2 separate regions of the Homo sapiens genome follow, and region 1 is linked to region 2. Evidence: read pairs that join two places in POLR2A ChIA-PET (ENCODE). Cell type or tissue: MCF 10A. All regions are shown on one strand.

Region 1 (8,000 bases), 75 kb before region 2:
ATAATGACTAAAGGCATTTCATGATCCTGTATTGGATCATTTACCTGAGAAAAAAATTATGAAGGTTATAAAAGATATTATTGGGACAATTGATGATATTTGAATATCAATTAGATTAAATAATAGCAATATGCCAGTGTTAAATATTCTGACTTTCATACACCCTGAAGTACTTAGGAGTAAATGGGCACAATGTCTGCAACTGATTCTCAAGTGGTTCAGAAAAAATATACACACACAGGCACACAGCACATATATGCATATGTAATGGGGATATAATGCTATGTATATGCATATAATGGTGTGTATGTAGATGGATGGATGGATGGATGGTAGAATAATAAAGCAAAAATGAAGCAAAAGGTAAATAATTGGTGAATCTGGGTAAAAAATATGCAGGAGGGGTTTGGACTAGTCTTGCAATTTTTCCATAATTTTTGATAAAGCTGAAGTTTATTTTTTTAAAAATCCTCCAAAAGACCCCCCAAAAGATTGGTGTCAACCTCCATCATATCAGTTCAGGGTGTGTAGTCTTAGGCAGACTGGTTTGGCCACACTTCCCGATCAACTAACAGGGAACAAGTGAGATGAGGCTAACGAGGCACCATCCTCCCCTTTGGATCATAGGCAGAAAGGACCAGAGTGGCAGGCGGCCCTCCAGCACATGAGGCTCATTTCTCAGTGGAATGGCCAGGGACAGCCCCAAGCCACAACAGACTCACCCCCACATACACACTAATACCTGTGGAGGGGAAGCCTGGTCTCCTCTGGCCCCTGGCACTCTCTATCCGGAGGCCCTGCTATCTAAGATGTGTTCTTAGTCACAGTGCTATGAACCTCGGACTTCTTGCAGGAGAACAGGGAGAAGAGGCCTCAGAACATTAGTTTGCAGCTGCAGCTCCCTCTCCTGCATGTTTTCATGAAGGAAAATACCGTTAGACATTAAACACCCAACGTTCAAAATCTTAGACACGAAGTTGGGAGAAAAGGGAATTAGTACTCATCAGATTTTTTGCTGAAAAATGAGAGATAGTTTTAGGGGGCGGGCCCAGTGGCTCACACATGTAATTCCAGCACTTTGGGAAGCCAAGGCAGGTGGATTGCTTGAGCTCAGGGGTTCAGCATCAGTCTGGGCAACATAGCAAAACCTGGCCTCTACAAAAAATTACAAAAAAAAATTAGCTGGACATGGTGGTGTGTGCTTGTAGTCCCAGCTCCTCAGGAGTCTGAGGTGGAAGGATCATTGAGCCTAGGAGGTCAAGGCTGCAGTGAGATATAATCAAGCTATGATCGTGCCACTGCACTCCAGCCTGGGTAACAGAGTGAGACCGTGTCTCAAAAAGAGAAAGAGAGAGAAAGGGAGAGTTTTAGGCTAATTTAAACAGAAAACATTTTTGAAAGATTATTTTATTGTTACAAGATGGACTGTGATTGATGTAAAAATACCAACAGACACAGTAAAAAGATATAATTCCTCTAAATATAACTAGAAGACACAAGAATTTCACAGCATGACCACAGCTGTACAATACAGGACGTTAGCCGTGTTCAGAGTCAAGTTCCTCCTGCCTTCGAGTGCCCAGGAAGCTGCCCTCCTGTCAACAGTACCCAGCCACAGGAATGAGAATCCTACTAGGTCCTCTGATAAGCTCATTTTGTCATTATTGCCTTTAATTCCCCAAGTGGCAATCCCCATCCTAAATGCTCTAGAAGGCTCGTTTCCATCCTGGCTAAAATATCCTGATGGGCTGACATGATCCAACCAACTGCAAACTGAGAAATAACGTCTCCAACTTGCCCTGCGCACATTTTCTCCCTCCTCTCAGGAGCCAATGTGAGCCAGTCCCGCACATTCCAGAGCAAATAGTGTCTGGACTGAATCGATGGCTACTTGTAGGCCTCTCCAGGATCCAACCATCCCACGTAGGTCTTCTCGAAGTGCTGTCCACTCAGAGAAGATCTGGCTGAGGAAACAGACACACAGAGGCCACGCAGCCAGAACCACAGCCCAAATCAGCCCATAGGAACAAGGTGGGGAGACCACCACTACTGCCCCCTGCTGGACACTGGGCAAACTCCTTCGCGGAACTCACAAGCCCTGTGTGTCCCGGCACCTGCTCTCTTCTCTGGCCCCATCTCCCATCACCATCCTCATCTGACAGTCCACACTACAGCCACCGAAACTTCTCTCAGTTCCCAGCCAATTACTCAGTCATTTTGGAGCCCTCTCCCCTTCCTATCCTCTCTCCGTCTATCCATCCACCCTTACACTAATTGAACTCAGCTCTCAGGCCCCAGTTGATGACTTCCTCCCTTAGGGCCAGGCACGGTGGCTTACACCTGTAATCCCAGCACTTTGGGAGGCCAAGGCAGGTGGATCACTTAAGCTCAAGAGTTCAAGACCAGCCTGGGCAACATGGTGAAACCCCGTTTCTATGAAAAATACACAAAGTAGCCAGATGTGGTGGTGCACACCTGTAGTCCCAGCTACTCAGGAGGCTGAGGTGGGAGGATCACTTGAGCCCAGGAGGTCAAGGCCACAGTAAGCCATGATCACACCACTGCACTCCAGCTTGGGTAACAGAGAGTGACCCTGTCTCAAAAAAAAGACTTCCTGGCCATGCGTGGTGGCTTGTGCCTGTAATCCCAACACTTTGGGAGGCCGAGGCAGGTGGATCACTTGAGGTCAGGAGTTTGAGACCACCCTGGCCAACATGGTGAAACCCCATCTCGACTAAAAATACAAAAAAAAAAAAAAGAAGAGTCGTCCGTGTTTGCACGCACCTGTAATCCCAGCTACGCAGGAGGCTGAGGCAGGAGAATCACTTGAACCTAAGAAGCAGAGGTTGCAGTGAGCCAAGATTGCGCCACTGCACTCCAGCCTGAGTGACAGAGTGAGACTCCATCTCAAAAATAAAAAAAAAAAATTAAATGTAAAAAGACTTTCTCAGTGTATGTGGTATATCCAAGACAATAGAATATCATTCCACCTTAAAAAGAAGGAAATCAGTTGGGCACAGTGCCTCACACCTGTAATCCCAGCACCTTGGGAGGCCGAGGCACGTGGATCACGTGAGGTTGGGAGTTCAAGGCCAGCCTGACCAACATGGAGAAACCCCATCTCTACTAAACATACAAAATTAGCCAGGCGTGGTGGTGCATGCCTGTAATCCCAACTACTCAGGAGGCTGAGGCAGGAGAATTGCTTGAAACCAGGAGGCGGAGGTGGCGGTGAGCCCAGATTGCACCTTTGCACTCCAGCCTGGGCAACAAGAGCAAAACTCCATCTCAAAAAAAAAAAAAAAAGGAAGGAAGGAAGAAAGGAAATCCTGTCACGTGCCACAACATGGATGAAACTTGAGGATATTATGAGGATATTATGCTAAGTGAAATAACCCAAGACTCCCCAAATCTGGGTGAGGATCCTCAGTAATTTGTCTCCATAGCGCTTACCACAGTGAATTGCAATGGCCTGTTGCCCATTGTCTATGTCCTCTGTAAGGACAGTACAGTATCCTGTTCACGGTTGAAGCCTCAGTACCCAGCATTATGCCTGGCACGTTATGTGTGGTCACAAATAATGATAGATAGACAGATAGATACATAAATAGATGGGTCAGTTCATGAGGAACTCAGTATCAGACTCCAGAGGGCTTTGGGATCTGGAGTCATGACTGCCTGAGATCCAAAACAAGACATTTTGCCAGTTTTACTTGTTTATGCTGAAAAGCATCAAAGGCCTTTTGAAATAGAGGTTTCCTTTTCCATGGCTAAATTAGGGGTTTTCTTGCTTTGAAATAACAATACTGCTTTTTGCCACGTGGTGGAGCCAATACAACATCAAACGGGCCCCAGGAGGCGCCATTTTACCGTCATCACCTGCCTGGGCAGGACCACCCGCTATAGCTCACAGTGAAGAGCATGATTGTGGTGTAATAACTTTATTACTACAGGCTTATTTTTGTTGTTCAGGAAATCTTGGTGACCTTTAAAACTTCCCAAGACACACAAATCATTCCAGTTGCACAAAAGGATGGAGCGGGTTATTTTCTCTCCAATGAGAGCCTGTCAACCTGTTGGTGCAGAAATACATGTGCAGGCTGTGTTTAATTGTGAGTGGGGGTTGGGCGCGGTGGCTAACGCCTGTAATCCCAGCACTTTGGGAAGCCAAGGCGGGTGGATCACCTAAGGTCAAGAGTTCGAGACCAGCATCGCCATTATGGTGAAACCCCGTCTCTACTAAAAATACAAAATTAGCCGGGCGTGATGGCAGGCATCTGTAGTCCCAACTACTCGGGAGGCTGAGACAGGAGAATTGCTTGAATCCAGGAGGCAGAGGTTGCAGTGAGCTGAGATCATGCCACTGCACTCCAGCCTGGGTGACAGAGCGAGACTCCTTCTCAAAAAACATAAAAAGTGAAAATAAAAATAAAAATCGTGAGTGGGAATAGACTAGGAGAAGCCCCCAAATTATTGTATCTTCATAAAGCCAAGCTCACACTTGGGAGGCTGAGGCAGGATAATTATGGAGGCCAGGAGTTCCAGACTAGCCTGGGCAATATAGCGAGACCCCATCTCTACACACACACACACATATACACACACAAATTAGCTTGGCATGGTGGTAAATGCCTGTAGTCCTAACTACTGAGGAGGCTGAGGTGGGAGGATCACTTGAGCCCAGGAAACGGAGGCTGCAGTGAGCTATGATCATGCCACTGTACTCTAGCCTGGGTGACAGAGCAAGGTCTTGTCTCTTAAAAATAAAAAATAAAAAGCCAAGTTCTTCTCCATCAGGGCCTGCTTCTGAAGAGTGGGCAAGCAGGACCATGGGCCTACAGTCCTGCTATCAGAAGAAGTTCTCATGGACCCTGGAACACCTGTGATGGGGCTCAGGAGCCTCTCCACCAGAGCTGCCTAGAGCCCTACTCCTTCCCCACCAGCCTGACCACCACACTCACCTCTTTCACCCTTCACTTCCAACCCCTCCAATTGCCCTTACAAGGTCCTATAGCAGCTAGTCCCTCCCCACCTCTCGGCCTCACCTCTGGCCTCTTCTGGCCCTTGACAAAGATTCTTTGCTTGACCAAACTTTAGTGAGCCTCCTGATCCTTTCCTAGGCCCATCTGTGCACTTCCTTGAAAAATTCAGTTTTAACGAGGACCCTGCTAAGTCAGTTTAGCTAGAACCCCTCAACACCTTGCTATCTGATCATCCCCAATATCTAACTGTGCTCCTCATCCTCCACCATCTAGGTGATGTCCAATGACCCTGTCCTGTCTTCAGCAAGACTCGGTTAGGGGGTTTAGCCAGAATCCCCCTTATTCTTTACGTTTACTCTTAGTAATTATCTGTCACTGACCCCCACTCTGCTTCTTGGCTATGCATTCCCACCTGGCCGTGCCATATTCCGAGTTGAGCCCAATCTCTATCCACCCCGCAAAACCCCATTGCAGTGGCCCCTATGCCTATTGCAACAGTCCTGAATAAAGCCTTCCTAATCATACCTCAACAAGTGCCACCGAATAATTTTTTCTTTTCTTTGACACCAATCTCACATTACTACCACCACCCTCCCCCAGGACCCTACTCCCAGAACACACTCAACCACCCCCATCCCTACATAGAATGCTCAGGGCGCCAAGGGGGCGTCCAGGGACTTCATGGTTTCTAGCACTTTGTAGTCCACCGAAATGCCCCCAGGAGTGGCAATCAAGTGGAGAGGCTGGGCTGTGTGTTGATGGCCAGTCTGGTCCCAAGTAGACCCCATAGAGATGTCCTGGGCCCTTCATCCCCCCTCCACACCAGCACCAGCACCCACAACTTAGGGACAGACCAGTCAGCCCCAGAGAGAGAGAGAAAGAGAGAGAGGGAGGAGGGAGCAACAAGAAATGCTTGCACAGCTCTGTTCTGCAACATTCTTATCTTTCTCCTAGAGGAATTCAAGCATTAAACCCTGGGGGAGGAATCTTCTGGTTCTCTTGTAAAGGAGGGTACACTCCACCCCACCCTAAACTCAGACATTTGAAGCAATCCTAGTGGATAGTAAATCTGGGCTCCTCAAAGTTCTCAATTCAGGGACTCCTTTAGCATGACACAGGGCCCAGGGAGCATTTCCCTCACCCTAAATCAATGATTCTGACATCAAAGATGCCAACAAGTTTTCCCTGGGAACGCTTTGTGCCTATGACCCTTCGTTCAACAAACCTTTACCAAGCACCCACCAGGTGCCAGGCACTATGCCAGGATCACAAAGGTGAACAAGAAAGACATGGTGTCTCATTCAGAAATGGATGGGCTAGCGGGGAAATGGACACTAAATATTTGTATCACCAGGTGATACGCGCTCTCACAGAAGTTACATAAAACGTGCCAAGATGACAGCTCTAATTATTCACTATTGTGCTTTTCAGTTTATATTCAAGTCCACATTGCAGAATACATGTTAGAGAGCACTTATGTCTTGACATGACTTGCACTTTTGATCAGTCCATAGACTGCTTGAGTGGAAAGAAATTCCTCTAAGACACTCCCTTCTGAGTATGAGTCAGAAAGCTGAGGTCTCCCCAGCATAGCCGGGTCAGGGGCAGGGTGACAGGGCCTCCCGACACACGCAGCATCCAAGCAGACTGAGCAGAGCCTGCAGAGCGGGCAGCAGGATGGGACCTCTCCCGAGAGTCTGGAAGCCCCAGCTGGCTCCGGCCCTCTCTAGGGCTGCGGGACCCTCCCTTCTCTGGCCTCAGCTTCTTAGCTGCCTTGGTTAGACTGGACAGGAGGAGACAGCTCTGCCCTCCTTTCCACCTCTGAGCTTATGCTCTTGTGAGTCTCATTCTTGCCATGAAGAATTGAAGAATCTTTGTGCTCTGAGTCAGAAGCTATGTGGCCGCTTTGCTAAAATGTGACTCAAACACAGCCTCAGCCCTGAGGCCCCTTTCATTATATTCCCTTATTTGGTCCCAGGCAGCATTTCCATATTCTCTCTGGGGAGCTGGTGGGCAGAGCCTTTCTGTGGGCCAAGGAGGAGCTCAGGTGCCAGACACTCAGACTCTGATGGCTCTGTAGCTAACTGGCCCATCCTCAGAGACTAACGCAAAGGAACGAATTTCCAGGATGTTCGACTATGTGGAGAAAACAAAAAAAAAGCAAAGAAAAAAATATTTTTAAAGAAAGAAAGAAGGCCAGGTGCAGTGGTTCACGCCTGTAATCCCAACACTTTGGGAGGCCGAGGCAGACAGATCACCTGAGGTCAGGAGTTCAAGACCAGCCTGGCCAACATGGTGAGTCAATACTAAAAATACAAAAATTAGCCAGGTGTGGTGGTGCACACCTGTAATCCCAGCTACTCAGGAGGTAGAGACAGGAGAATCACTTGAACCCAGGAGGTGGAGGTTGCAGTGAGCTGAGATCGTGTCACTGCACTCCATTCTGGGCAACAGACTCCGTCTCAAAAAAAAAAAAAAAAAAAGAGAGGGAAGGAAGGGAGGGAGGGAGGGAAGAAGGAAGGAAGGAAGGGAGGGAGGGAGGGAGGGAGGGAGGGAGGAAAGAAGGAAAGAAGGAAGGAAGGAAGGAAGGAAGGAAGGAAAGAAGGAGGCTGGGCGCCGTGGCTCACGCCTGTAATCCCAGCACTTTGGGAGGCCGAGGTGGGTGGATGATTTGAGGTCAGGAGTTCAAGACCAGCCTGGCTAACATGGTAAAACCCTGTCTCTACTAAAAATACAAAAATTAGCTGGGCCGTAATGGTGCACACCTGTAATCCCAGCTACTAGGGAGGCTAAGGCAGGAGAATTGCTTGAGCCTGGAAGGTAGAGGTTGCGGTAAGCTGAGATCGCACCACTGCACTCCAGCCTGGTTGACAGAGTGAGACCCTGTCTAAAAAAACAAAAAAAAAGAAAAGGAAAGGAAAAGAAAGAAAAAGATGGGAAGAAACAAAGGAAGGAAAATAAACTACATTATATGGAGAATTATTTGGACACCATCAAACTTCCACTAGCTGTCCCTGA
Region 2 (8,000 bases):
AGAAGTGGTGGTAAGGGGCAGCCTAAGCTTCTGTGAAGTTTTTTCTGTTTGTTTGTTTAGTTGGTTGGTTGGTTTTTTGAGACGGGGTCTCACTGTGTCACCCAGGCTGGAGGGCAGTGGCATGATCTCAGCTCACTCGAACCTCCGCCTCCCAGGTTCAGGTGATTCTCCCCCCTCCAGCCTCCCTAGTAGCTAGGACTACAGGTGCGCGCCACCATGCCCAGCTGATTTTTCTATTTTTAGTAGAGACAGGGTTTCACCGTGTTGGCCAGGCTGGTGTCGAATTCCTGACCACAGGTGATCTGCCCACCTTGGCCTCCCAAAGTGCTGGGATTAGAGGTGTGAGCCACCATGCCTGGCCACTTCTGTGAAGTTTTATCTAGTGGATTCATGGTGTACACCTGCTAGCTCCCTTCACCAAAGGCCTCTTAGATATACTCCACATACTTTAAAAAAAACAGCAAGGGCCTAGCCACTAGAAGCCATCCAAAGCCCTCTGCATGTCATCCAATACCTCATTTTTAGTAGTATCTGGGGCCTCCACAGCACCCCTAGATCAAAACAGCAACCAGATTCGGCAGGGAGCCAGCAGGTCTTTCTCGCCCTTCCTCCAATCCTTTAAATGGAGGTTTAGCCAGTGGGAAAAGCAGGAAAAGGATCCTTCTGCAAACCCTCCTTGTGTATATGCTATGATATTCAAAAGATCCAGTTGAGAAGACAAACTAGGTGACACTATGTGCAAATGGACCCACACTCAAGGGCTTTCCTTGACTGAAGGCAGTCGGACGGGAGTGGCAAGCTGGGGCTGAAGGAGTTCTACATTCTCTGGACGAAGATTCAAAAATACCAAGTAAGATCCCAGAGATGCGGGTGGATCTGTGTTGGGAAACATTCTGTTCATATGCTTTAAGATGCAGCAACTCCTGCACAGAGTGGAGAAACATTTCCAAGGGGATTGGGATTTTACCCATAATGAAGCTCAGAGTGAGTAAAGATGGGGCTGAGGAAATGCAAACAAAAAACCAACCAGGACTTCGCAGGTGAAATGGCCTATTCCCTTCCTCCTGATTATTGGGATCATCTAAAGGCCACCATCAAGGGTTTCCTGAAAAGGGTTTTTGACAGCTAAAGTACAAAAATTATATAAGACAAGAACATGGACCTATGGGCGTTGGCTGGCTGATTTGATGGGCATATTTACAAACCAGCTCACAGACAGAAGCAAAATACTATTAGTTATTTAAGGCAGAAACATAAGTGATTCTTCCACGGCCAAACTAGAGGCACAGAGCTGGAAAAACTTCATCCCCACTCAGCACATACTAGGGAGGTAACTTGCCAGCTTTGCTTTGGGTCATAGTTCTTACAGCTAACTTATGTGTTCCAGAAAATTTACCGAGAAATCGACGTTGACAGGTCTGGTACCATGAATTCCTATGAAATGCGGAAGGCATTAGAAGAAGCAGGTAACCCTTTATAACTGCATTTTCGTTCCTAGTTTAATCTGTCTGTAGAATATGTGAACACTCATCTTATACCATATAACACAAGATTTGGTAAAGCTATAAAATAAAGTAGGTGCTGGTTTAATACAGACACCTCCTTTTCATTCCCCTTTCAAAGACTAATTGGTAAAATTAAATGCAGTAGGATGCTCTGCCCTCTGTGCCTTCTTGAATCCAAGTTTCCTTTGGAGCCGCCTGGCACAGTAAGCAGGCAAAGCCAGGTCTCAACAGCCTCCTCCAGGTGCTTCCTTTCTGGTGCAGGGTTGGTTAGGCAGAAATCAAATGTCTCAGCTCAGCCCTTAGGGTAAGACCCTAGCAGAATTGGATATCAATAAAAGGACACAAGCGAGTGGTAGACCAGCAAAGCAGGAGACTGCTGGGCTTTGGGAACAAATGTGTCAGCATGAGGCTGTTCATTCTATTTGCTGGAATATAATGCTGCTGCAGAGACCCCACACAACATTGGTTTATACGAGGTATGTCTTTCTGTCGTATAGCAATCCCAGCTCCAGCAGTCCACGGCTAGGACGGTGCCTCCTACTATCCTACCATGTCACTATCTGATCACGCTTCCCCCAGCCTCCCCCCATCCATGATGCCCACCGGACCTTCAAGGGTCACCCTCATCCAAGGGACCTGGGACAGCCTGCCACCACAAACACATGCCACCAACAGGTTGACAGAAGAAGGGCCCCTTGCCTTTAAGGGCACACAGGCCATTTCCGGTCACACATCCCACCAGCCAGACTCTGATCACAAGGCCTCTGTTGACTGCAAGGAAGCTGGGACATGCAGTCTTGATGCTAGGTGGCCATAGGCTCAATAAAAATTATTTTACTCTGGAAGGAGAGAGAACTACTATGAGTTTACCAGGAAAGCTTCTGCTCACATATATCCAGGAAGAATCTGATCTTCAAGACGATTGAGAGCTAAACAAAAAATCAAACAGCAGCAGCATGGTTAACAACATGAAGCAACTGTGACCATGAGAACAGAAACAGGCAAGAAAACACTTATGTGTCAGCAAAGGACACAGGCAGGGTGAAGGTGGACAGTTCAAAAACAAAAGAAACAGCAGAAGGTACTGGCTTTGCAAAATCAAACCAGTCTCACAGAAGAGCAGCCAAGGGACAAAAGCAATTATACCTCATTTAAATCACCACATTAGTTTCATAGCCTGTGAGCGCAGCTAAATGGAACAATCTAATGCTTAGCAATGAGTTTGTTTGTTCATGTAACTTCAGGTTTCAAGATGCCCTGTCAACTCCACCAAGTCATCGTTGCTCGGTTTGCAGATGACCAGCTCATCATCGATTTTGATAATTTTGTTCGGTGTTTGGTTCGGCTGGAAACGCTATTCAGTAAGTGGATATTTGGGGAATGACTCATTTCAGTTCTCTTGGTATTAAAGTGGCCTGCCTTTCACCTCGGTGAAATCATCTAAACTAGAGACATGTCTTCCAGGAGTTGAGAATGAAATTCCCTCTTTACTAATTTGAGGGTGAGGAAGAAAGCATGTATGGTGGTCAGTGAAGTCAGTTGCTGAACTGAAAAGAGGATAATGTGATCTGTTTCAGCTCACTCACTTGTGACACCCTCTTTTTCTCCCTCCACAGAGATATTTAAGCAGCTGGATCCCGAGAATACTGGAACAATAGAGCTCGACCTTATCTCTGTGAGTCAGCAGGCCCCGCCTTGCTTCTAAGGGGATGGGGGAGGCATGGGGCGGAAAGGGCTGTTACTTGAGTGATCTGCTTTTTCAAGTTTTGCTTTAAAGAGCTCTTGGTCTGTCGGGGCCAGGCCTGTAACCGGTTGTAAGATCCCACAATGCACTTTTACTTGCAGTTGTTTTCCAACCACCTATTCTCAAGTCCAAAATGCACGCCTGGCTCCCTCTTCTCATGAGCTTTGACTTGAGTGTAGCTCAAGGTTAAACTAAGGAGTGGCTGCAGGATCATGCTTAGAAAAATGAACTCCTGATTAGCATGCAAGGGAGAACATGTTTATATAAAGAAATCCTTCAGCTGAAATTCAAGTTGGGTTTTGGGAAGATCCATCATTCTTAGAGTGGATCTACTTAAAATACTTTAAGCAAATTAGTTTTCTCTACTCCCTCCCCGTTTAAGATAAAACCAATACTAGTAAATACGTTTGCCATTTATTATTGTTATTGCACTCATGTGTCTGGAACCCTAGCAATACACATCTCTGAAATGATCATCAATCTGAATTAAGTGGGTATGCTAATTTCACAAAAAGCAAAGCGTAAAATGTTCTCGTGTCATCCCAATGACAGGAAGTTCTCTCACTGAAAGAAAGAAGCCAGGTGGGGTATACTTCCATTATCACCTGGCTCCAGTCAGCATTTCCTCTATACTCAGGGAAGGCCACAGAGGGCCGGGCGAAGTGGCTGACACTGGGTGAGAATGGCAGTTGTCAGTCCTGTCCGTGTAACAGAGGAGTGAAGTGGTGAGGAGGGCAGGTCTAAGGCACTGGCAGCTCTTTTCCATGGATTTTGAACTCTGGAGGAAGGCAGCAACTAAATAACTGTCTCATTCTGCTATTATGCATTGTATTAGCAAAGTGAAAATATAGTCTATCTGGTTACAAATAACACTAACTTGCTTAAAACTTTACATATCCTAGGAAATATCTCTACCCCTAGATTGCAATGTAGAGTCAACCCCATCTCTAAAAAAATAAAAAATTAGGCTGGCCGCAGTGGTTCATGCCTGTAATCCCATCACTTTGGGAGGCCAAGGCAGGTGGATCACCTGAGGTCAGGAGCTCAAGACCAGCCTGGCCAACATGGTGAAACCGCGTCTCTACTGAAAATACAAAAATTAGGGCTGGGCGCGGTGGCTCACATCTATAATCCTAGCACTTTGGGAGGCCAAGGCGGGCGAATCACCTGAGGTTGGGAGTTCGAGACCAGCCTGAGTAACATGGAGAAACCCCATCTCTACTAAAAATACAAAATTAGCCAGGCGTGGTGACACATGCCTGTTAATCCCAGCTACTCGGGAGGCTGAAGCGAAAGGATTGCTTGAACCCGGGAGGCGGAGGTTGCGGCGAGCTGAGATTGCACCATTGTACTCCATCCAGCCTGGGCAACAAGAGCAAAACTGCATCTAAAAAAAAAATTAGCTGGGCGTGGTGGCAGGTGCCTGTAAATACGTTACTCTGGAGGCTGAGGCAGGAGAATCACATGAACCTAGGAGGTAGAGGTTGCAGTGAACTGAGATGGTGCCACTGCACTCCAGCCTAGGCAACAAGAGCAAAACCCTGTCTCAGAAAAAAATAAATAAAAAATAAAAAAATGAGCCAGGCATGGTGGTGCGTGCCTGTAGACCCAGCTACCCAGGAGGCTAAGGTGGGAGGAACACCTGAGCCCAGAAGTCAAGGCCGCAGTGAGCCATGATCTCCCCACTACATTCCATCTTGGGTGACAGAGCAAGGCCCTGTCTCAAAAAATTTAAAATGAAATAAATAGTAGAGTCAACACAACTGTGACACGAAACATGCCACATGTTAAGTTCTGGAAATCCTAGCCTGTCATTCTTGCTGGATATCCTATTCTACCCCAGCCACCCACCCCCACTCCAGGGTCCACCTGGCCTGCCTGCTCAGTCCACTCCCTCCGCATCTCCTCCGAGAAGCATCTTCTTACCCACTGGCTTTTCCTGCCACTCCTAAGCCTTACCTTTTGCAGGTTCCTGGAGATCCTCGCTTCTCGTAGTCTTTGCAAGGATGAGCCATGTTCAGAAGCTCTCCGTTCAGTCTGCAGGGATTTCAACCTTGGCTGCAGATTCCATCACATGGGGAGCTTTGCCAAAGTGCTGGTGTCCTGTCTGTATCCCAGACCAGTTGAATCAATCTGATTTAAAGTTTCCGTATCACTACAACTTAGAACCAATGCTGAACACCATTGGTTGCAGGGATATCCACATCCCAAACTAACTTCTGATGTGATACTCTGAGGCAGAGATGTGAAAATGCTAATTTCTGTTGTGTGAATTTCACTTTTCATGTGTGCAATCAACCCTGTAATATGATTCATGGCCACTTAATGCAAATCACACAGACTACTGACCTGTTAAAAGCTAGACTCTAGAAATCAGGTAAGAAAAATATGAGTTAGTGCACTGATATTGTAGCCCTCAATCAGCTTTTCCAGTACAAGTTTTTTGGAACAATCTACAGGTACTTAAATAGCCTTTAATTTTAAAAGTGGTCACTGAGCTGACTTTTTTTTTTCCTTCCTCACAGTGGCTCTGTTTCTCAGTACTTTGAAGTTATAACTAATCTGCCTGAAGACTTCTCATGATGGAAAATCAGCCAAGGACTAAGCTTCCATAGAAATACACTTTGTATCTGGACCTCAAAATTATGGGAACATTTACTTAAACGGATGATCATAGCTGAAAATAATGATACTGTCAATTTGAGATAGCAGAAGTTTCACACATCAAAGTAAAAGATTTGCATATCATTATACTAAATGCAAATGAGTCGCTTAACCCTTGACAAGGTCAAAGAAAGCTTTAAATCTGTAAATAGTATACACTTTTTACTTTTACACACTTTCCTGTTCATAGCAATATTAAATCAGGAAAAAAAAATGCAGGGAGGTATTTAACAGCTGAGCAAAAACATTGAGTCGCTCTCAAAGGACACGAGGCCCTTGGCAGGGAATATTTAAAGCAACTTCAAGTTTAAAATGCAGCTGTTGATTCTACCAAACAACAGTCCAAGATTACCATTTCCCATGAGCCAACTGGGAAACATGGTATATCATGAAGTAATCTTGTCAAGGCATCTGGAGAGTCCAGGAGAGAAGACTCACCTCTGTCGCTTGGGTTAAACAAGAGACAGGTTTTGTAGAATATTGATTGGTAATAGTAAATCGTTCTCCTTACAATCAAGTTCTTGACCCTATTCGGCCTTATACATCTGGTCTTACAAAGACCAAAGGGATCCTGCGCTTGATCAACTGAACCAGTATGCCAAAACCAGGCATCCAATTTGTAAACCAATTATGATAAAGGACAAAATAAGCTGTTTGCCACCTCAAAACTTTATGAACTTCACCACCACTAGTGTCTGTCCATGGAGTTAGAGGGGACATCACTTAGAAGTTCTTATAGAAAGGACACAAGTTTGTTTCCTGGCTTTACCTTGGGAAAATGCTAGCAACATTATAGAAATTTTGCCTTGTTGCCTTATCTTCTTCCAAATGTACTGTTAAATAAAAATAAAGGGTTACCCCATGCAATCACACCATGCCATGTTTTCCTTCCTGGAGGGCAGCCCCACAGGACGGTTTATGAGCACACAATTATAGCTTGTTTCTACTTTAACAAGGTATGCTGCCTCTGTAAATTCATGTATTCAAAGGAAAAGACACCTTGCCTATAATTAAAATGTGGAACTATAAAATTTTTTAAAATCCAATTCAGAAACTTTGATAATCTGACCATAACATAAGGGAAGCTCTAATTTCTACTGCTTGCTGATCTGCTGTTAGGCAGCACAGAGACGTATGTGCCTCTCAGGAAGTTCCCTGCTCGACCTTGGCCAGCTCCTCCTGGGGTAGGTACAAGCAAGGGAGCTGAGAAAACATGCAGATGAAGTCACTGGTCTGGTGCTTGTGGTTCTTGATGAATCATTTCCTCAAGATGACTTGAGATGATAGGCAAATGCCATCCTAATATTTCCTGAACAAGGTGAGACAATGGATTTCCCAAACTCGGCTCAAATGAGTTGAAGTTCTCTTGCTTGCTGAGTGGATTTTGAGGGCAAAGGGGAGGCTGGTGGCCATGAGAGTGCAGGAGTCCCAACCTCCTCGCATCGGTGATTTCTCTGTCCAGCTGCACAGGTGGCAGGAAAGATGTGGGAGATGTTTGGACTGACTCAAGATTGGAGGTGGGCAAGGGAAGGGTAGCTGAAGGATCAGGGGACAAGGGAATGGACAGTGGGGACTGAAGTGGTTGCAACACAGGACCCCAGGGTCCAGGCTGGGAGGGGGTGGGAGTGAAAGGCAGGAGGGATCAGCTTTCGATTCTGAGGAAGAGAGTGGTCTCCAGAGACGAGGTACACAGTGGAGCAGGAAGGAGGCCCCTCCCATCCGCAGAGGCCATTCCAAACCTGGACTACTGTGCTGACGGCCCTGCATCTCCTGGTGCACTTTCATCTGTGGGACTGACCTAGTCTCTGAGATAACATTAAATAAATAAGGTATATGCTTATCAGAGCAAATTTAGAAAAGACTGAACAAGAAAAGGGAATAGAGATTACCAAGCATCCTGAGTTTTCCCATCTAGTGTAACGTTTGCTAATGCCTGTTTTACAGCGGGCAAAAATAGATAGATACGCAAATAGATGATAAGCAAAGTAAAGCTCAACTTTCTGAGCCTGTACGAACTCACCACCCCCCGCCCCCCCGCCGCCACCAACCCTCACTACTTCTTCCCTCCTGGGTCTCTGCTCTGAATT

Evidence for each region. Peaks named below come from ENCODE experiments on the same cell type or tissue, not always from the same donor. Only the 100,000 strongest peaks of a DNase experiment are listed, where the experiment ranks them.
Region 1: POLR2A ChIA-PET joins it to region 2 with 15 read pairs; 14 of 35 experiments call an interaction of 5 or more read pairs at or near these places.

What each region holds. Positions count from the first base shown.
Region 1 is chr1:223,694,555-223,702,554 of GRCh38, forward strand. The region is part of intron 1 of LOC105373281 (a long non-coding RNA gene); the gene reads right to left. It also overlaps a transcript of CAPN2 not described here. Among named protein-coding and RNA genes, the nearest start is that of CAPN2, 14 kb to the right of the region's middle. RefSeq lists an enhancer at 6,532-7,378. In MCF 10A, CTCF peaks have their summits at 2,044 (motif pointing left) and 3,833 (motif pointing right); DNase peaks (open chromatin) are centred at 3,847, 6,237, 6,557 and 6,897.
Region 2 is chr1:223,769,060-223,777,059 of GRCh38, forward strand. CAPN2 (calpain 2) reads left to right here. Exons shown (of 21, transcript NM_001748.5): 17 at 782-850; 18 at 1,388-1,466; 19 at 2,750-2,866; 20 at 3,122-3,180; 21 at 5,775-6,959. The coding sequence ends at 5,798. It overlaps LOC105373041 (a long non-coding RNA gene), which reads right to left and starts at 5,775. Exons shown (of 2, transcript XR_949167.3): 1 at 5,209-5,775; 2 at 3,652-4,027. RefSeq lists an enhancer at 3,186-3,841. In MCF 10A, no CTCF peak of the experiment used is centred here; DNase peaks (open chromatin) are centred at 2,902, 3,192 and 7,142.